Regions from separate parts of the Homo sapiens genome. Here regions 1 and 3 are each linked to region 2. Evidence: read pairs that join two places in POLR2A ChIA-PET (ENCODE). Cell type or tissue: Panc1. All regions are shown on one strand. Links, peaks and the distances in the headings refer to the core of each region. The heading gives the core; the rest is flanking DNA. Region 1 overlaps MAST2 (microtubule associated serine/threonine kinase 2). Region 2 overlaps LURAP1 (leucine rich adaptor protein 1). Region 3 overlaps IPP (intracisternal A particle-promoted polypeptide).

Region 1 (7,577 bases), core at 1,259-6,258, 390 kb after region 2:
AAATAGAGATTAATGAACCAGTTAGCATCCAGTACCAAATGCAGTTCAGAATGTTCCATCCCCCAATGCATGTAGGCTATATTTATAGCCAGAGAAACAGAAATGACATACAGAAGTAGCCTGATGGGCTGCAGTTCAGGTGTTTGCCTTATTTGAACATGCTTTGGCAATATTCAGCCTATATGACTGGCTGAAAACTTGGCTGCTATGCTTGACTGAGGCTCAGCTACTTGTTACAAGAGTATACTCTTAGGTTAGGTTGCAGGTAGTTTATATATTAAATTAGGTTATAGTTCACTATGTAGGGAGGTAGCTTTTGGCTGCCTCTAAATTTAACTATAAATCTGGCACTATGCTATTTTAAATGGATTGTCTCATTTCATCCTAAAAACTGCATGAGCGAAGTCTTAATATTATTTTGATTTTAAAGATGAGAAAACAGAGGCTTAAAGAGGTTCAGTGACTTGTAGAGGGTCATATGATTACTAAGTGGCAGGAGTAGGATGTGGAACACAGGTGTACAGCCTGAGTTTGTATTTACTTTTGTAAAGTAGAAGGCATTCACAATGATTTCATTCAAATATATTTTCTTGAGTAGAAATGAAAAAAGTATAAATTAACGGGTAAACCCACAGGAGTTGCATGCAAAGAACATTCATTATGACTTCTAGATTTCTACCTCCAAAGGTAGAAGGTAGTGATATGTATTAAAATCCAAACAGACAACAAAATCTGTTAATAACTCTTTAACACAAGTTTTACTCATCATTCCACCCCCTTGTAGATACACTTCAATTTGTCTTCATTCCATTAAAAATAAATACTGAAGAGCAAAAATTTTTCTTTCTGATAAAAGCCAATTTTTTTCCTTTTATAGGTTAAGCTTTTTTTACTCCAAGAAACCTTTGCCCCACCTAAAATCACAAAAATTTTCTCGTTTTCCTCTACACATTTTATGATTTAAGCTCTTACATTTGTTCAATTACCCACTTCAAGTTAATTTTTGTACAGCATGAGGTAAGTATAGAGGTTGATATTTTTGTGTGAATTGTTTCAACACCATTTGTTATGAAGACTACCTTTTCCCCCATTAAATTGCCTTGGCAAATTTGTCTATTTGGTTCCAGTGATCTATATATCTATCCTTATACCAATAATCACACTGACCCGATTACTGTTCCTTTATACAAAGTCATAAAATAAGTTTGATTCCTCTAACTTTGGTCTTCTTTTTAATATTGTTTTGGTTATTCTAGGTCCTTTACATTTCAATACACATTTGAAATCAGCTTGATATTTTCTGAAAAATACTACCTGGGTTTTGATCGGGACTGCATTAAATCTATAGCTTAATGGAGAAAATTTACATCTTCATGATATGAGTCTTCCTAGACTGGGCACCAGGTGGTTCATGCCTGTAAGCCAGCATTTCGGGAGGCCAGGGCAGGAGGATTGCTTGAGTACAGGAGTCCAAGACCAGCCTGGGCAACATGGCGAAACCCCATCTCTACAAAAAATACAAAAATCAGCCAGATGTTGCTGGGCGTGGTGGCTCACGCCTGTGATCTCAGCACTTTGGGAGGCTGAGGCGGGCAGATCACGAGGTCAGGAGTTTGAGACCAGCCTGGCCAACATGGTGAAACCCCATCCCTACTAAAAATACCAAAAACTAGCCAGGCATGGTGGCAGGCACCTGTAATCCCAGCTACTGGGGAGGCTGAGGCAGCAGAATCACTTGAACCCGGGAGGCGGAGGTCGCAGTGAGCTGAGACCATGCCATTGCACTCTAGCCTGGCAAACAGAGCGAGACTCCGTCTCAAAAAAAAAAAAAAAAATTTGTGATGGTGCCTGTAGTCCCAGCCACTTGGGAGGCTGACATGGGAGGATCACTGGAGCCCAGGAGGCGGAGGTCGCAGTGAGCCAAGATCACACCCCTATACTCCAGCCTGGATGACAGAGTGAGACCCTGTCTCAAAGGAAAAAAAAAAGAAAAGATATGAGTCTTCCAATACACAAAAATGTTGTATCTCTCCATTCATTTAGGTCTTCTTTAATTTGTCTCAGTAATGTTTTGTAGTTTTCAATGTACTGGTCTTCCAAAATGGTTTCTGGAATTTATCTTCAAGTAGTTCATATTTTAAACTATTGCAAACAGTCCTGATTTTTAAGTTTTGATTTCTAATTACTCATTGTTAGTATAGAGGGATACAACTGATTTCCACATTTTTCGTATATAAATATTTGTGTAAAACTGATAAGAAAATGAAAATGTAAGTCACAGACAGGGAGAATATGTTTAGAAGGCATATATTTGATATATAACTTGTATTCAGAATATACGAAGATTCCTGAAACTCAATAAGACAAAAAAAATTTTTTTTTAAATAGACAAAAGTTTTGAACAGACATTTGATCATAGAATGTATATATATAAAAATAGCTGACTGGGCGCATTGGCTGACACCTGTAATCCCAGCACTTTGGAAAGCCTAGGCGGGTGGATCACCTGAGGTCAGGAGTTCAAGAAGAGCCTGGCCAACATGGCAAAACCCCGTCTCTATTAAAAATACAGAGAAAATTAGCCAGGCATGGTGGTGCATGCCTGTAATCCCAGCTACTCAGGAGGGTAAGGCAAAAGAAGTGCTTGAACCCAGGAGGCGGAGGTTGCAGTGAGCCAAGATCATGCCACTGCGCTCCAGCGTGGGCAACAGACCGAGACTCCATCTCAAAAAAAAAAAAAAAAAAAAAAGAATATATATAATTGGCAAATAAGCACATAAAAATATGTTCAATCTCATTAGTCATTAGAGAAATGCAAATTAAAATTAAAACCACAATGAGAAACTCCCACACATCCACTAGTATGGCTAAAATTTAAAAAATGATAGCCGGGTGCGGTGGCTCACACCTGTAATCCCAGCACTTTGGGAGGCTGAGGCGGGTGGATCCCCTGAGGTCAGGAGTTCGAGACAAGCTTGACCAACACGGCGAAACCCCACCTCTACTAAAAATACGAAAATCAGCTGGGCGTGGTGGCGTGCGCCTGTAATTTCAGCTACTTGAGAGGCTGAGGGAGGAGAATGGCTTGAACCCGGGAGGTGGAAGTTGCAATGAGCCGAGATTGTGCCACGGCACTTTAGCCTGGGCAACAAGAGTGAAACTCCATCTCAAAAAAAAATATATGATAATACCTAGTACTGATAAGATGTGGAGCAACTGCTGGTGGAAATGCAAAAATGGTATAGCCACTTTAGAAAACAGGTTGGCAGTTTCTTATAAAGATAAATTTACACTGGTAAATATACATTCCACCAGTTTCATTCCTAGGTATTTACCCGAGAGAAATAAAGCATATTCCACACCAAAACAAAAACAAAAAAACTTATATGAACTTTCACAGCAGCTCTCTCTCTAACAGGCAAAAACTGGAAACAACCCATATGGTCATTAACTAGGGAATGGAAAAGTCTATATACCCATGCCAATGGAACACTTTTCAGCAATAAAGAGGAACAAACTATTGATACTCAAAACAACATGGATGAATCTCAGGAGGATTATGCTAAGTGAAAAAAGACACAAAAGACTATATACTGTATGATTCCATTCCTATGAAATTCTGGAAAAGGCAAAACCACAGTGACAAAAAGCACATCAGTAGTTGCCAAAGGCTGGGCCTGGGGAGAGAGAACAGACAGCAAAGGGACACAAGCGAACTTGGGGTGGCAGATATATTCTATACCAGGTCCATGGCCTGTTAGGGACCAGGCCACATGGCAGGAGATGAGCTGTATGAGGGTGAGCATTATATATTCTATACCAGGTCCATGGCCTGTTAGGGACCAGGCCACATGGCAGGAGATGAGCTGTATGAGGGTGAGCATTACCGCCTGAACTCCGTCTCCTGTCAGATCAGCAGCACAGCATTAGATTCTCGTAGGGGCATGAACCCTATTGTGAACTGCGCATACGAGGGATCTAGGTTGCACGCTCCTCATGAGAATCTAGCTAATGCCTGATGATCTGAGGTGGAACAGTTTCATCCTGAAACCACCTCCCATCCCCCCTCCACCCATCTGTGGAAAAACTGTCTTCCATGAAACCCGTCCCTGGTGCCAAAAAGGTTGGGGAATGCTGTTCTGTTCTATACCATAATTCTTATATAACTATATCATAATTGTGGTGGTGGTGACACAACTGTATACATCTGCCAAAAGTCATCAAACTGAACACTTAAAACGGGTGAATTTTATTCTATGTAAATTATACCTCAATAAAGCCAACTGACATATAGATATAGATATCTCCACCTTTCACAGTAGAAAATGCAAAACTACAGCAGCAGAAAGGTAATACTGAAAGGGGAAGTGCTGAATTTGGAATCTCTTTATAATACTGAAGTAGGTAAAACAAACGTCTATGGGTTTTTCCTCTTTGAACTCGTGAAAATTAAGGAAAAATAAATTAAGAATGATGGGATTACTTTTCAACTAAAATAATATAAATTAAAATAAGAATCTTTTTAATGATGAGAAAAGGTTCTAGGTTCTAAGAAAAGTCTTGGAGTTTTGTTATTTCCTTTAACAGCATACTCCATGTGACCTCAACAGACAGTTCTAAAATATTATTAAAATATAATACTAATCAAAGCCACAATAAGACACCACTTGACACCCACTATGATGGCTATAATCAAAAACACAGAAAAGTACTGGCAAGGATGCAGTGAAACTGGAACCCTCATATATTTCTGGGAAGAATATAAAATGGTGTAGCAAACCAAAAGTGTGGTAGTTCTTCAAAAAGTTAAACAAAGAATTACTGTATCATCCAACAAATCTACTCTTAGGTACATACCCAAAATACAGAAAACAAGTATTCAAAACAAATTCATGTACACAAATACAGCAGTACTATTCACAATGGCTAAAAGGTGGAAACAACTCAAATGTCTATCAGCAGACAAACGGATAAAAGTGTGGTTTACCCATACAACAGAATCTTATTCAGCCATAAAAAAGGAATAAAGTATTGATACATGCTATAATGCAGAAAAATCTTGAAAGCATTGGGCTAAGTGAAAAAAGCCAGGCACAAAAGGGCACATATTTTATGATTCCATTTATATGAAATATTAGAATAGGTAAATCCACAGAGACAAAAAGCAGATTAGTGGTTGCCCTAGCTAGAATGAGGGTGGAATGAATAATGACTGTTTAATGGGTAGAGGATTTTTTTTGCAGGGGATGGTGGTGAACATGTCTTAAAACTTGATAAAGGTGATGGCTGCACACATTGTGAATGCATGAAATGCCACTAAAATGTACACTTTAAAATGGTTAATTTTATGTTATCTGAAAATCTCATCTCAACAAAATTCAATAATAATATGGCACCCAAAATGACATCATATTCAACATGAGAACTGATGATAAAATGTTCAACAGAATATCACATCTTTTGTTCTGGTTAGAAATATTCCCAATTCAGTTTAAGATTATAGCAGTTTGCTATAATCACAGTATCATGTTAGAATGGTTATTGGTAATCATGACTTGAACATTTTAGATTACTTCTATTCTCACACTGTTTTTTAGTAGAATTGTTTTCTAACGAAAATCACTCCTTGATCATGGCTCTCCCTGTCAGAACTGTGTGCACTCTGTAACATCTGTAGTCAAAGTAGTCTTACTTTCCTGATAACTTTGTTAATGTGATGCGAAAGATTGAAAATTTGAGTATGTAGTATATATACTACTAACTTGTGAACTGGTAGATTGGTAGGATGTATGTAACACTTGACAATACTGGTATTTTCCTTAGGATACTTGATGGCCTCCTAAGGAAAATTTGCCTCCAAATTTTAAGCTGGAAAGTCACTGGAATAACTGTTTAAAAAACAAATACAATACATGGCTTTTTAGATTTCCAGTAGATATGTTAAGAACTGTGTACAAATGGAAATGTCTGTGTACTGATCCTCAACACTACCAATAAAATTTCAATTATGGAAAAAAAAAAAGACAGGGAATGAACAAGGAAGAACTGGCTTGGGCGGATGGAAAGACAGTAGACAGGTAGGGTGAGTCTTAGAATGGTGATACAGCCAAGTGGATTTACATCAGAGATACAGAAGGCAAAGATCAAAACTGCAGATACTAGTTAACATACTCAGGAGAAAGCAAAGCAGGAACTGACCTCATTTTACAGATGAGAAGAACATAGGCTCCAGTATGTTTATTCAGATTCACATAGCAGCATCAGAGCTTGGTCTTCTGATTTCTAATGCAGGGGTCTTTCTCCTATGCCACTTTTAACAACAGATTTTAACTGTATATATATTTTAAGAATACAAATAATAACTAATCTTGAACAAGACGCTATCTAAGTTTTACTCCATCCCTAAGAACATATAATAAATAATATGATTCTACGATCTGTTTTAGAACATGCCCTGGGAACCACTAATTAGGATCATGGTTCCTACATATATGGGGAAAATAAGTCCTCTGAGAAATCCTCTCAATAGACATCAGAAAATGAAGAGTCCAAAAATCTCTTCATAAAAACATCATCTAGATGGCCTCAAAATGGAAATATTTGCAACTTTAAGGCTTTTGCTTATCTATTCTCCAGACTCTGGTCAAGTCTAACCTCCTACCAGTTATCATTCCAATAATTATAACTAGTATAATTCTTGCCCCCTTTTGTTACTATTTAAATAAAAATCAATACAATATTTATTTAAATGTGATGTTTTATTATTTTTAAATAGTTGTCCTATTATATGTGAATCCTGTTCTGCTAACCCAAAAGTTCTTTGGAGGCTGGGTCCATGTACTATAGACGGCCGTTACTCCAAAGAGAATACATTCTAGTTAAGATTTTTCAGAAATGTCACAGCCAGAAGCAGGGTAGACACTGAGGTTTATTCCAGTATGGGTGGTCAAAGCAGAAATAGGTATTTAATACCAACTAGCAAATGTGCCACCTAACATAAAATATTCAACTGAAAATCTTTAGGCGGGAGAATGGGAAGAGAAGAGCTAGCTTGAAGTTACAGTAGGTAAATAAGTAGCTCAGGAAAAAAAAAAAGCACAAGAGAAAACAAAAAGCAGTTCCCTGGGAAAGAGAAGAAATTGGATTCAGGTCTAAAGAAACAATTATTTTACAAACTTACAATAAAAGAAACATTCAATTTTAAAAATGGCCAATAATCCAAATAGACACTTCTTCAAAGAAGACAAACAAATGTCCGGTAAGCACATGAAAGATGCTCAACATCATGAGTCACTAGAGAAATGCATATCAAAGACACAAGATATCACTTCCCACCCACCAGGATAGCAAGGATGTAGAGAAATCAAAGTTCTTCAAATGATTAAATACAGTTATCATATGACTCAGCAACTTCTCTCCTAGATATATATCCACGAGGAATGAAAACATATATCTACATTAAAATTTGTACATGAATGTTCATAGCAATATTACTTATAATAGCCAAAAGGCAGAAACAACCCACTGTTAACAACAGATTTTCACTCTATGTAATTTTTTTTTAAGAAGAAGAAGAA
Region 2 (7,417 bases), core at 2,370-7,369:
CAAAAAATAATGGCAAATGATTAAACGACATTAAATGCATAAGAACTACAGGTTGTTTGAGATCATTTAAAAAGAGAGTGAAACAAAAAAATCATTGAACACCATTAGAAGTTGTTAGGACATAACTACTTTGAAAACGGTAAGGGAAGAGATTTAAGCATTTATCTTGCCATTCTGGTATGAATTTTATTTCGGAGTAATCAAATGGTCCTAGAGGATGTGAAAAAGGTTTTCTGTACAGAATTAGAGCTAATAAATGAGGAAAAATTAATAGCCTTAGAAAATCACCATTCTGTAATCCCTAGTGAAACAAGCAATTCATAAAATGATAATCAACGGATAGTAAAACAACTTGGTGAAAAATTGACCGGAAACTTTATGATGCTGGGATGAGGCTATCACCATCTGAAAATAAAAGAAGCCTGGGAGCTGGAGTGGACAGTGGAGGAGAGCTGTCCAACCAGAAACACCCGTGCCATGTAGAATAAGTTAAAAATAAATCTGTGGTGTTAAATCACTGAAATATGGGAGCAATTCATTACAGAAGTTGGCTTACCATAAAAGTATACCATTTATATATATTAAAACACATAGGCACATAATTACATATATTTTCAAAGATACATACATATCCAAACATATACTGACACAGGGAGAGGAATGAGAATAGGGATGAGGGATCAAAAGAAGAGGCCAGGCACAGTGGCTCACACCTGTAATCCCAGCACTATGGGAGGCTGATGCAGGAAGACTTCTCAAGGCCAGGAGTTCAAGACCAGGCTGAGCAACACAGTAAGACCCAATCTCTAAAAAAAATTTTTTTTTAATTAGCTGGACATGCTCGTGTGCACTTGTAGTCCTACTCAGAAGGCTGAGGTGGGAGCATTGCTTGAGCCCAGGAGGTCAAAGTTACAGTGAGCCAAGATCACATCACTGTCCTCCAGCCTGGGTGACAGTGAGACCCAGTCTCTTAAAAAAATAATAATTTTTTTTTTTGACACGGAGTCTCGCTCTGTCGCCCAGGCTGGAGTGCAGTGGCATGATCTCGGTTCACTGCAACCTCTGCCTCCTGGGTTCAAGCAATTCTCTTGCCTCAGCCTCCTGAGCAGCTGGGACTACAGGCATGCGCCACCATGCCCAGATAATTTTTGTATTTTTAGTAGAGATGGGGTTTCACCATGTTGGCCAGGCTGGTCTCGAACTCCCGACCTCAGGTGATCCACCTTCCTCGGCCTCCCAAAGTGCTGGGATTACAGGCATGAGCCACCGTGCCCAGTCTAAAATTTTTTTAAAAAAGAAGAAAATAAAATAAGAAAGGGGCCTGGTGATGGAATTCACTATGCTATGAGAAGCATGGTTTAACTATTAAATAATTAAAAATAACAATTTAAAAAGAAGACAACTAATCAATCTGCCCTTTCCAGAGAGAACCCAGGTTAGTTCACTGGGAATATAATTATCTTCAGCCTTGGGGAATAGGAGCACAGAATGGTTCTGGAGAGGAGACAGTGTTGAGGAATCCTCCACTGTGGTTACCAGGAAGGTCTCAGGTCTAAAACGATTCCTAAACTGAGGCTTTCTCCTAAGCCTGATCTTCATCTTTGGCTCTCCCTGGTGGTGATGGTACAGGAGGCATTTGACATTCTCTAGACATGGGGTCTGGACCTGCCACCTCCGCCTTGGTACCACCTCTCATTCCAGGCTAGGGGAGGCTGGACAAAGCACAGAGGTTCATTCTGGGCCTGGGTGCATCCTCCTGCCCACTTTCCACCCTGCCTGTGTCAGGCTAAAAGCCCCTCTCCCAAAGATGTCCAATTCCTAATCCCCAGGACCTGAGGATAAATATAAATTTTCTTTTAAGAGAAGAGTCTTACTATATTGCCCAGGCTGGCCTGAACTCCTGGGCTCAAGTGATCCTCCAGCCTCAGCCCCCTGAGTAGCTGGGACTACAGACACTCACCAGCTGCTTAACCTGTGAACATTTTATCTTAAATGGTAAAAGGGACTTTGAAGGCAGGATTTAATTAAGGATCTTGCCAATGGGAAGATGATACTGAATTATCCCAGTAGACCCAATGTAATCCTTACAAGTGAGAGGCAGTAGAATTAGAGAGATGTAGGGATGGAAACAGAGGTTAGAGAGGAGAGAAGATGCTCTGCTGCTGGCTTTGAAGATGGTGAAAAGAGCCACGAATCAAGCACTGCAAGCAGCATCTAGAAGCTGGAAAAAGCAAGGAAACATTCTTCCCTGGAGCCCACGGAAGGAGTGTAGACCTGTCAACACTTTGACTTTAGCCTGGTGAAGCTGATTTTGGACTTCTGAACTGTAACATAATAATTTTGTTTTTTGAGCCACTTTGTGGTAATTCATTACAGTGACAATAGGAAACTAATGTCCTGCCCCAGCTTCTGGGCAGCACTAATCTGTTCTCCTAGGAGAGTAGGGTCTAAGTGAGTGTATGGCATGGGTAGGGAATCAGAGGAGGCTTCCTGGAAGCCCCTGCAGTCAGGTTGATCTGGGTTATTACAGCTCATTTGTTACTTAACTGACCTTGAGCAAATTTATAAGTAAGACTATTGTTAACAATGCACTGTTTATAGGATTGCTAAAAAGTAAATTTAAAAATATTTTCAATTATCTAATTTGTAAATTAGCAACTTTTTTTTTCAGTCACATCTCCTTGTGGGCTTACACATATTCATTCTTCCATTCACTGAACAGGTGTCACGGAACACCCAGTGTGTGCCTGGCACCATACACACAATGAGCTTGTGTCTGCTACAACTCTCAAGCATTTCTCACTGAAGCTGTCACTGAGCTTCCAGTTAGCTCAGTGCTCAACCTCAATGCCTCCATCCTAAATGCAGGCCTCAGCCGGGCATGGTGGCTCAAGCCTGTAATCCTAGCACTTTGAGAGACCGAGGCGAGTGAATCACTTGAGGTTAGGAGTTTGAGACCAGCCTGGCCAACATGGTGAAACCCCATCTCTACTAGAAATACAGAAATTAGCTGGGTGGTAGTGGCGTGTGCCTGTAGTCCCAGCCACTCAGGAGGCTGAGGCAGGAGAATCGCTCGAGCCTGGTAGGCGGAGGTTGCGGTGAGCCGAGATCATGCCACTGCGCTCCAGTCTGGGCGACAGAGTGAGACCCTGTCTCAAAATAAATAAATAAATAAATAAAATAAATAAATGCAGGTCTTTACAATGCCCACTCCCATGGTCTCTTGTCTCAGCCAGCACCGCCCCCGCTTATCCCCCCAGGCACTGTTTCTGCAGCTTTCATGAGCAGCCTCTTCTTTGTCTTTACTCTGACCCCGGACAAAAGCCCCCAGTGCACTTGAGGGCAGTATGCGCCCTCTGATATTTTCCACACCCCGTTTTCATCCCATCCTCTCCTCTCTCTGCATTTCTGCCCTTTTTCTTACCTTCTCCTTCTTTGAGCTCCCAAACAGCTGTACCCTATAAGCCAGAAAAGTCTAGTTAGAGAGAAGCTGAGCCTCAACCAGCCAAGTTAGAGGCAGGTAGAAGGGACCAAAGATATGTGTTTACTGGAGTTTCCGGGCTTCTCTGGTGGTGAACTGAAATCTAAGGTATTCAGCCAGGATGCCTAGACCTAAGCGGAATACCCAGGCAGCCTCACTCACCCCAGCTTTCCAGCCCCACAACACTCTCAGGTGCTATCCAATTGACCCGTAATTCCCTGACCTGTGGAGCCACACCTACTTCTGCAAGACCCATCTAAGTTTCCTAATTTCACAGCTCCCCACCCCCACCTCTGCTTCTAACCTCCAGGTCTGAAATGCTGAGCTCTGTTCCTATGATGTCTGGAGCTACTAGCCCTCCTTCCCAGAAAAATGGTGGGTCCAGGATTGATTTTTCCTCCTATCTGTGATCCAGACTAGTGCATCCTTCACCCCTTCATCCAGTCCAGGCCCAGGGTTTTCTTTCCTGCAGCTCTTCCTCTAAAGACTAAGCTGCCTCTTTAGGAAGAGGTGAGAACGCAAACATTGTAACAGGGGCAAAATTGCTTTCAGTCCCTTTGGGCTTCAGTGGTGTTGACTGGCCAGGTGATGGAGCTGTGGGCATGTGGGCTTGTGATCTGGGTTTTCTGACCTGGACGTCGCCACAACTTTACAATGGGTGATGCTGGGCAAGTCTATGCCCTCTTTAGGTCTGACTCACTAGCCTTTCTGCGCACTGACGGGGGCTGGTCTTTAGAAGGCCATGTTTTATTTGAGCTTGGAGGTTCCACACAGCAACTCCAGCAGTGGTGCATAATGGCCACAAGAGGGCGGGCAACCTCTTCAGCTCATAAGTGTGTAGACTGAACAAGTGAACCTCAAATAAGAATACTATACAGTGTCTTCCAAGAAGGGTATAATTCCATGAACAATGTTGCTGAAGAGAAAAAAAAAAGAAATAAAGGCTGGGCATGGTGGCTCAGGCCTGTAATCTCAGCACTTTGGGACGCTGAGGTGGGAGGATTGTTTGAGCCCAGGAGTTTGAGACCAGCCTAGGCAACATGACAAAACCCTGTCTCTAGAAAAAATACAAAAAGTAACCCGGGCATGGTGATGCGTGCCTGTAGTCGCAGCTACTTAGGAGGCTGAGGAGGATCACTTCAGCCCAGTAGGCAGAGGCTGCAGTGACCCGAGATCGCACCACTGCGCTCCCGCCTGGGCGACAGAGTGAGACCCTGTCTTAAAAATAAAACAACAGGCCAGGCAGGTGGCTCACACCTGTAATCCCAGCACTTTGGAAGGCTGAGATGGGCGGATCACTTGAGGTCAGGAGTTCAAGACCAACCTGGTCAACATGGCAAAACCTCGTCTCTACTAAAAATACAAAAATTAGCCAGGCATGGTGGTGCACGTCTGTAATACCAGCCATTTAGGAGGCTGAGACAGGAGAATCGCTTGAACCCGGAAGGCAGAGGTTGCAGTGAGCCGAGATCGCGTCACTGCACTCCAGCGTGGATGACAGAGCGAGACTCCATCTCAAAAACAAAACAAAACACAAAACAAAACAAACAAACAAAAAAAAACAGGAAGGGTAATTAACCGAGGGCACACTACAAAATGACTACAGAGTAGGGACTGGAATAGGAGATTCAAATTCCCAGTCTGAGGGGAAGTCAGGAGTCCCAAGACCATAGGAGTGGTATGGAGAGGTCTTGTGAGCAGTGGAAGAAGCTGAGAATATACTTTGGACATTTCAATCATTTGAGGGGGTGGGAGGGGAAGAGAGGGTGTTTAGGGACAAGCCATGGACTGAATATTGCTCCAGAAGGACCGGGGTGGGAGTTTCAAAATGAGACTTGAGGAATTTAGGGAAGCAGAGATGATCAATTTGGCTTCCTTCCCTTCCCCAACACAGAATACAAAATAGAGAAATGGCACGAGTTATTCCAGGATTTGAGGAGGACGCCTCTTTTGCAGGAGGATGCAGTGAACAGCCAAAGTCATCTGACATCCTTTTCCATCTTTTTCCTTCTAGTATCCCAGTTTCAAGGCCCAGGAAAGGCAGGGACTAACATATGGAGCAGTTACCCCAGAGTTCAAAGGGTTAATCTCTAAGAATTCATTCTCTGACACCAGCCACAGCTCTTGTCCCCATCTCTGGGACCGTCCCCTCTGAGCCCCAGGTTGGCAGCTTCCCTGAATTCCTTCTATGATATAATTTGTAATTCGGCAGGGCTCTGGGACCCAGGCTCAGAGACCCAGGCTCTGCTCTCTCCTCAGTTTCCGGGAGTCAGGGCTTGCTCTAAGGGAGGAAGTAAACAGGCCTTTCCCTTGCTCCCTCTCCTTTTCCAGGATGGGGCCCCGGGACCAAAGAGCTTCTGTCTTTCCCTGCCACGCCCCCACGCTGCAGCCTAGACAAGGAGATTCCTTGTGTCCCGACCTCAGGCAGGCATCCTTGTGACCAAATGGTGGAAGGCTGGGGACAGGGTGGGGGAAGGGCAGTCACAAAGTCAGAAAGGATGACACCTCCCCTATCCAAGATTCTGGTACACCCCCAGAGCTCTGAGACCTTGAGGTTCTCTCTCCCTGGCTCCCATCAACAAAGGGCAGAGGAGGCCAGGACTCATTTGCATATAAAAGGCCTGGAGAAACTGAAAAGGCATGGACACACAGAAGCTGAACCTCCTGGAAGGGAGATATGGAGTCAGAATACAGGAATAGGGCCAGACACAGCAGCTCATGCCTGTAATCTCAGTAATTTAAGAGGCTGAGGCGGAAGGACTGCTTGAGCCCAGGAGTTCAAGTGCACCCTAGGCAACATGGTGAAACCCTGTCTCTGGAAAAAAATACAAAAATTAGCCAGGCATGGTGATGCATGCCTGTAGTCTTAGCTCCTTGGGAGGCTGAGGAAGGAGGATCATTTGAGTCCAGGAGGTCGAGCCTGCAGTGAGCACTACTGCACTCCAGCCTGGGCAACAGAGGGAGACCCTGTCACCCTATCTCAAAAAAAACAACAAAACAAAACAAAAAAATGGAATACAGGAATAGGGGCAACACAGGGACAGGGTAAGACAGGGGACCATGGCAGGGTGAGCCAAACAGACTTGAGAGAAATAAATGGAGGCCCCTGAAAGCTTCTCTCCCTAAAAGCAGTCAGGAGTGCTGGCCCAGACAGGGATGCAGGGATGGAGCCACAGAGGAAGTGAGATCCCCTAGGATAAAATGAGAACACTCTATTTAAAAAGTAAGACCTGAAAAGAAGCACAAACATCTGACAATGAGAAACTTTCCTGCCAGGAGGAGTGACATGTTACTGTTCACAAGAAGTAATGGTATGGACGATAAATAATGTGATCTCACTTAGCAGCAGGGGCTCAGATGCCCCTATATGACCTACTACCATCCAAGGACCCGTACAAAGGGCTACCCATCCTGGCAGGAAATGACATCACTCAGCAGGTAGGAAGGGGTGGGTCTACCAGCCCAAACGCTTCTGGGAGGGCCAATCCATAGAGGGTTAGTCCTGAAGGTCCATGTCCCTCCTCAATCCTCCATCTTGGCCAAGAGAGAGGCCAAGGCTTCTAGACTTTGGGTGAAGTAATTATGCCCCCATCTCTTCATCTGTTAACTCCAGGGAGTCCTAAATTCCTTAAATCCTTACTTAGCTGGGGGGAGTAGTGAGAGATACTAAATACCAAAAGCCATAGGTCAATCCTTTAGAGTCAATATCTCTATAGAAGTATCTCTAGGGGCTGGGCATAATCCCAGCACTTTGGGAGGCTGAGGCGGGAGGATCCCTTGAGCCCAGGAGTTTGAGACCAGCCTGGGCAACACAGGGAAACCCTATCTCTACAAAAAAAAAATAAATAAATAAACAATTAGCTGGGCATGGTGGTGCATGCCTGTGGTCCTAACTATGGGGGAGGCTGAAATAGGAGGATCGCTTGAGCCCAGGAG
Region 3 (7,577 bases), core at 1,427-6,426, 510 kb after region 2:
CATTAACCATGCCCACCTCCTCCCTCCCCACCCCCACTACACTACCCTTCCCAGCCTCTGGTAACCATCCTTCTACTCTCTATCTCCATGAGTTCAATTGTTTTGATTTTTAGATCCCACAAAGAAGTGAGAATATGCAATGTTTATAAAGATAGCTAATATTATTTAAATTATTGGGTTCTGATGACTTTGGAGATGTTCTTTCCCTCTTTTCAGCTCTTTACATTCTTTTTTTAAAAACCAACTGGCTTTAATCTGTATACTCTGGAGGCTGGGCAAGGTCTTAGGGGAAGGTGTAGGTGGGGGTCAGCTGGTCAGGGATTGGAGGGGGTGCTCCTGGGCTGTCCATCCTAAGGAGGCACTCAGGCGGGGGATGGTACAGGAGGACCTGAGCACCTGCAGGGCAGAGCCTTGTTGGGCAGATGCATCAGTTCTTGGGCAGATGGTAGATGCCTGCCTGGCCAGTTGGCTGGCTGACCAAGCTGCTAGTCACACACATTCTTCTGCAGGTATCTCTGGAGCTACTGTATGCTGTAGATGCACTTGTCAGCTCTTTAAATTCTTATTCTCAAAATTGTATTACTGGAGATAAAATATAGATGAGACATCCAGTGAAGTACTTTAGCTGAGTAGTTAAATCTCATTATTTTAATTAAGCATATAACATTTTTACCACCCTGCATAGTGGCCTAATTATGTCTAATATAAGAAAGCACATACCAAAAAATTAAATATATCACAAGGAAGTTCTGTACTATATTATTTTTATTCTTGTATATGTAGTGAATGATTATGAGCAAGGTATTCTACTTTGATTATCTGTGTAACAAATGTTACAATCAAGGTTGTTCCTAGGGAAAGTTATAAGTTGATGTAGCTCTCAGCCTCCCCTATTTTCTCCTTCTCACTCCTTCTTCAGTTCACTGTAACTCAGTGTCTTCCCCTCATCCAAACCTATTGTGGAAAAAATATCAGTTACCTTAAGGTGAATTTAATCTATTATATTTTATTACCTCCATAAGTATCTGCATTTTTCAGTTAATTGTGGGAAATAATATTTTCAGTTTTAAGAATTGGAGAGTGTTGGCTGGACATGGTGGCTTACGCCTGTAATCCCAGCACTTTGGGAGGCTGAGGCGGGCGGATCATGAAGTCAGGAGATCGAGACCAACTTGGCTAACATGGTGAAACCCTGTCTCTACTAAAAATACAAACAAAATTAGCTGGGCGTGGTGGTGGGCGCCTGTAGTCTCAGCTACTCCGGAGGCTGAGGCAGGAGAATGGCATGAACCCAGGAGGTGGAGCTTGCACTGAGCCTGAGCCGAGATTGCACCACTGCACTCCAGCCTGGGTGACACAGTGAGACTCCATCTCAAAAAAAAAAAGAATTGGAGAGTGTTAAGAAAATGTTATTGTGGGGATAAGGGGCCTTTTTGAAATTCCTGAAATTACACCAAATACACGGTATACTCTGATTAGGTTTGGAGCTGGCCTTGATTAGGATAAACATTCTAAATAGCCAGAAGTAATTTCAAAAGGTAGTTTTGCAAAATACCATCTTTTCCATGCAATATATTGAAGTTTTGGGGCTTTTGTTGTTTTGTTTTGTTTTAGTCTTTAGTGAAAAATAGGGAGTTAAAAGACTTGAATTCCTTTTTTTTTTTTTTTTTTTTTTTCTCAAAAGAGCATCAGTTATGCAAAGGACCTGAGTTCTACTCATGGTCAAATTCTAACTTTTTCATGGGATCGTGGAACAGATAACCTCTTTGGCTCATGTGATATCTATAATATGAAGTATTTGGTTTAGATGTTTTCTAAGGTCTTTGTCATAAATAAGAATCTTTTATCCCGGAAACAAACATTTTTCTATTTCATTACAGGTGGATGGGTTGGAGCTGAGATAGGGAACACCATTGAACGATTTGATCCTGATGAAAATAAATGGGAAGTAGTTGGTAACATGGCTGTGTCACGCTACTACTTTGGGTGCTGTGAAATGCAAGGTAATCACTTTATAAAATATTTTTCCTCAAAATGTAGTTCTGAAAAACTGTTTGAGTTTGAGGCCTTATTTTCACAAAAGTATATTTTAAGTCTGTTAGTATTGAATGACTGATACTAGCAGCATAGAAGTTCTGCTTTTTACCTCCTATCATTGACTTTTATTTCTGTATTGCTAAAATAATTGATTTGATTTTTTCAGAAATAAACAAGGCTAGAATTAAAAATTGTAAGTAAGCAGGAATATCTGACTAGCACAATAAACATTTGAAGTGTTATCTGTTATTGTCTTTTCTCTCCCATGAACATCTAAGTAAATATTTCTAAGTAGGGAGAGAGTATCAGAAACAGTTTTTGGGTGTGGTGGCTCATGCCTGTAATCCCAGCACTTTGGGAGGCTGAGGCAGGAGGATCACCTGAGGTTAGGAGTTCGAGACCATCCTGGCCAACGTGGTGAAACCTCATTTCTACTAAAAATACAAAAATTAGCTGGGCATGTTACTACACACCTGTAATCCCAACTACTAGGGAGGCTGAGGCAGGATAATTGCTTGAACCCAGGAGGCAGAGGTTGCAGTGAGCGAGATGGTGCCACTGCACTGCAGCCTGGGTAACAGTGAGACTCTATCTCAAAAAATAAATAAAAATAAATTATTTTCATGGTCTATAGGCTTCTTTAGCGTTTTTTTTCTACAAAGTACATTGTGATGCCGCTCACATAACATATAATCCTGTGACAGATTTAAAGGATTCTATGTTGCATATTAAAGTGGTATACAAACATTATTTTAATTGTCTACTATACTCTTGAGAGGTAGGTAGTAAGCTGTTTTAACTAGAACCTAATTCTCTGTGTAGGATTGGAGAGCTGATTTTTATGCACCTGTGGAGAAGAAAGCAACTTTCCCATTGTTGTATGACAGCCTAACCTGCTAAAGTTCTTTCTGCTCTGTGGTTACCTTCTCTGATTTCCATTAGCAAATTATGCAGTGCAGACTATATCTTACTGTTTAATATGATATTGTCTCCTAGTTGTTTTATATTTATTATTTTTATCATCCCATCTGAAATCATAGAGCTAGCTAGAAAGGGATCTTTGAACTTATCTATGTCAACTTCTTTAAGTTATAGATGAGGAAGCTGAAGATCAGGAAGGTTGTGAGTTATCTTTTCTCATAGCTGGTTACTGGCAAGGCTGGAACTAAAACCCAAGTTTACTATACTAATATTTAGCCCACATTTCTTTTTTTTTTTTTGAGATGGAGTCTCGCTCTGTCGCCCAGGCTGGAGTGCAGTGGTGCAATCTTGGCTCAGTGCAAGCTCTGCCTCCCGGGTTCACACCATTCTCCTGCCTCAGCCTCCTGAGTAGCTGGGACTACAGGCGCCCACCACCACACCTGGCAAATTTTTTGTATTTTTAGTAGAGATGGGGTTTCACCGTGTTAGCCAGGATGATCACAATCTCCTGACCTCGTCATCTGCCCACCTTGGCCCCCTAAAGTGCTGGGATTACAGGCGTGAGCCACCGCGCCCGGCCTAGCCCACATTTCTTAAAATATAATTCTTTGTAACTCCTCACTTTAGAAGATGAAGTACAACACTAGAGATTCAAAAATAATTGTAGATTGCCAGAGTTTATAAGGAAATTTTATGTAAATTACATTATATTTTACCGTAGTAATTTTTTTTTTTTTTTTTTTTTGAGAGAAGGTCTGGCTCTGTTGCCCAGGCTGGAGTGCAGTGGTGCAATCTTGGCTCACTGTAACCTCTGCCTCCCACGCTCAAGCCATCCTCCCACCTCAGTCTCCTAAGTAGCTGGGACTGCAGGCACACACCACCATGCCTGGCTAATTTTGTATTTTTTGCCCAGGTTGGTCTCAAGCTCAAGTGATCCGCCTGCCCTGTCCTCCCAAAGTACTGGGATTGTGAACCACTACACCCAGCTGTGTACTGTAGTAATTGATTCTGATATCTTAATTTAGCCATATACTATTTAAATTTAAATTCCCTACTTTATGTCCATCTGAGCAACAGATAGGCTGTCACTAAAGAGGGCCATGTAATTCCCAGCTTAAGTGCATGACATTTTTAGGGAAAAAAAAATCCATGTTCCTTTCCTGTTTTATCTATGGGTGGATCTGGAACCTGAGATCACCAAGCAGACAATTAGATAGAAAATCCTTAGCTGACAGATTATTTCAAGTTATTTGAAAACTCAATGCTATTTTAAATTAATTCCACTAATTTTTTGCAACTTGCTGAATAGTGAGGTGATAAAGTTGACAAAGTTGATTTTCTCTCTTAAATAATAATGTAAGCCCTAGATTAAACATAGCATCGGCATTGGAAACATAGATCACAATCATTACTTTTCATCATTATTTGTATCTCACTATCTGTAGCATCTGAGCAAAAATATTCCACTTCCAGGTTTAATTTATGTAATTGGGGGCATCAGCAATGAAGGAATAGAACTTCGTTCTTTTGAAGTCTATGATCCACTTTCTAAGCGTTGGTCTCCACTTCCTCCAATGGGAACCAGGAGAGCATATCTTGGTGTGGCTGCACTCAATGACTGCATCTATTCTGTTGGAGGATGGAATGAGACCCAAGATGCTCTTCATACTGTAGAAAAATATTCCTTTGAAGAGGTAGGTTGGATGATTTCAGATATTTAGTATCCTGATATTCTTTTAATGTCTGTAAGATCTGTGGTGATGCACTCTTTTTCACTCATGATATTGATCATTCGTGGATTTTTTTCCCCTTTTTTCTTTCCAAAGAAGAAACTTTTGGTGTCACTGCTTTTCTTCTATTGTCAATTTTCTGTTTTATTGATTTCTGTTCTTACTTTTCCATTTTTCCTATTTGTTTTTGATTGAGTTTGCTCTTCTTTTTCTAGACTATTTATTTATTTTTTAATTTTTTAAGAGACAGGGTCTTGCTCTGTTGCCCAGCTGGAGTGCACTGATATAATCATAGCTCACTGTAACATTGAACTCCTGCCAAGTTAATTAAAAAAAAAACTTTTTTTGTACTGCTAGGCGTGGTGGCCCACGCCTGTAATCCCAGCACTTTGGGAAGCCAAGATGAGAGGATAGCTTGAGCCCAGGAGTTCAAGACCAGCGTGAACAGCATAGTGAGACTGTATAATAAATAACAAAATTAGTTGGGCATGGTGGTATGCACCTGTGGTTCTAGCTACTCAGGGGGATGAGGTGGGAGGATCACTTGAGCCTAGGAGGTCAAGGCTGCAGTGAGCTGTGATCAAGCCATTGTGCTCCAGCCTCGGTAACAGCAAGAGACCCTCTCTCAAAAGAGTAATTTTTTTTTTTTGAGACGGAGTTTTTCTTTTGTTGCCCAAGCTGGAGTGCAGTGGCACCATCTCACCTCACCACAACCTCCGCCTCCTGGGTTCAAGCAATTCTCCTGCCTCAACCTCTTGAGTAGCTGGGATTTCAGGCATGCGCCACCATACCTGGCTAGTTTTATATTTTTAGTGGAGACGGGGTTTCTCTATGTTGGTCAGGCTGGTTTCGAACTCCCTACCTCAGGTGATCCGCCCGCCTCAGCCTCCCAAAGTGCTGGGATTACAGGCATGAGCCACTGCACCCAGCTGAATTTTTTTTTTTCTATGGTTAGGGTCTCGCTATGTAACCCAGACTGATCTCAAACTCCTGGTCTTAAGCGATTCTCCTGCCTTGGCATCCCAAAGCACTGGCATTACAGATCTTTCGGAGCCACTGCGCTCCCCAAATCCCAACAATCTCAGCTCTTTTTTTCTAGATTCTTAAAGTGGAAGCTTAGATGATCGATTTTAGACCTTCCTTTTTCTATAATAGAAACTGTAAATTCTCTTCAAGCACTGCTTTAATTTCATCCCACATATTTTGATATGTTGCCTTTTAATTAGTTGGCATTTATATTAAAATATTTTTTAGGTCAGGTGTGGTGGCACATGCCTGTAAACCCAGCACTTTGGGAGCCCAAGGCGGATGGTGTGTATATATATATATATTTTTTTTTTTTTTCTTTTTTTTTTTGAGATAGAGTCTCTGTCACCCAGGCTGGAGTACAGTGGTGTGATCTGGGCTCACTACAAGCTCCGCCTCCTGGGTTCACGCCATTCTCCTGCCTCAGCCTTCCAGTAGCTGGGACTGCAGATGCCCGCCACTACGCCTGGCTAATTTTTGTTGTATTTTTAGTAGAGACAGGGTTTCACCATGTTAGCCAGGATGGTCTCGATCTCCTGACCTCGTGATCTTCCTGCCTCGGCCTCCCAAAGTGCTGGGATTACAGGCATGAGCCCACCGTGCCCGGCCTTTTTTTTCTTTTTTAAATTTTTCTGGTAATTTCTTGTTTGACTAATGGGTTGTAAGAACAACATTATTTAATTTAAAAATATGTGGGGATTTTCCAGATAAATCTTTTATTATTGACTTCTAATTTATTTCTATTATAATCAGAAAACATATTTTGTATTGCTTCTGTCTTATTAATACGTCATGTACATCTGAAAAGAATTTGTATTCTGCTATTGTTGAATGTGGTGTTCTAATGTCCATTAAGTCAAGTTGGTTGCTTTTTTTTTTTTTTTTAGACGTCGTCTTGCTCAGTCACCAGGCTGCTCAGCTCACTGCAAACTTGGCCTCCCAGGTTCAAGTGATTCTCCTGCCTCAGCCTCCCGAGTAGCTGGGATTACAGGCACGCGCCACCATGCCTGGTTGATTTTTGTATTTTTTTAGTAGAGCCAGGGTTTCACCATGCTGGCCAGACTGGTCTCGAACTCATGACCTCAAGCAATCCACCCGACTCGGCCTTCCAAAGTGCTGGAATTACAGGTGTAAGCCACCACTCCTGGCCTCAAGTTGGTTTTTTAGTGTCATTCAGATCTTCCCTTGTCTGTCCTACTTGCACAATTGTTCTGTCAGTTTTTAAAAAAGGAGTGTTGGAATGTCCATCTATAATTATGGATTTGTCTGTTTCTCCTTTCATTTCTGTCAGGTTTAGCTTCACATATTTTGAAGATCCATTATTAGATGCGTACCCATTAAGTTTATTATGTCTTCTTAATGAATGGATTCTTTGATTTTTATCTCTGGTAATATTCTTTATACTGAAGTCTACTTTTTTTTTTTTTTTTGTGACAGAGTCTTACTCTGACGCCTAAGCTAGAGTACAGTGGCATGATCAGAGCTCACTGCAACCTCTGTCTCCTGGGTTCAAGCGATTCTTGTGCCTCAACCACCCACGTAGCTGGGAATACAGGCATGTGCCACCACACCCAGCTACTTTTTGTATTTTTAGTAGAGATGGGGTTTTGCCGTGTTGGCCAGACTGGTCTCAAACTCCTGACCTCAAGTGATCTGCCCACCTTGGCCTCCCAAAGTGCTAGGATTACAGGTGTGAGCCATTGCACCCAGCCTCTAAGCTTTCTTTTCATTAGTGTTTTCATGGTATATTTTATCTTCTTCTTTCCTTCTACTTCTGTGTCTTTACAAACTGCACTTCTAGACAGCACATAGTTGTGGTCTGGTTTTTTTTGTTTTTTGTTTTGAGACGGAGTTTTCACTCTG

What was found. ChIA-PET counts read pairs that join two places held together with the same protein. Peaks named below come from ENCODE experiments on the same cell type or tissue, not always from the same donor. Only the 100,000 strongest peaks of a DNase experiment are listed, where the experiment ranks them.
Region 1: POLR2A ChIA-PET joins it to region 2 with 21 read pairs; 2 of 35 experiments call an interaction of 5 or more read pairs at or near these places.
Region 3: POLR2A ChIA-PET joins it to region 2 with 18 read pairs; 3 of 35 experiments call an interaction of 5 or more read pairs at or near these places.

The regions. Positions count from the first base shown.
Region 1 is chr1:45,833,388-45,840,964 of GRCh38, reverse strand. The region is part of intron 3 of MAST2 (microtubule associated serine/threonine kinase 2); the gene reads right to left. Among named protein-coding and RNA genes, the nearest start is that of MAST2, 34 kb to the right of the region's middle. RefSeq lists an enhancer at 1,637-2,138. In Panc1, for the core only: no CTCF peak of the experiment used is centred there; no DNase peak of the experiment used is centred there.
Region 2 is chr1:46,220,518-46,227,934 of GRCh38, reverse strand. It overlaps LURAP1 (leucine rich adaptor protein 1), which reads right to left. Exons shown (of 2, transcript NM_001013615.3): 2 at 6,679-7,417. Among named protein-coding and RNA genes, the nearest start is that of LURAP1, 21 kb to the right of the region's middle. In Panc1, for the core only: a CTCF peak has its summit at 4,250 (motif pointing right); a DNase peak (open chromatin) is centred at 4,264; H3K27ac peaks cover 306 bases.
Region 3 is chr1:45,711,321-45,718,897 of GRCh38, reverse strand. IPP (intracisternal A particle-promoted polypeptide) reads left to right here. Exons shown (of 9, transcript NM_005897.3): 7 at 1,881-2,003; 8 at 4,432-4,652. Among named protein-coding and RNA genes, the nearest start is that of TMEM69, 27 kb to the right of the region's middle. In Panc1, for the core only: no CTCF peak of the experiment used is centred there; no DNase peak of the experiment used is centred there.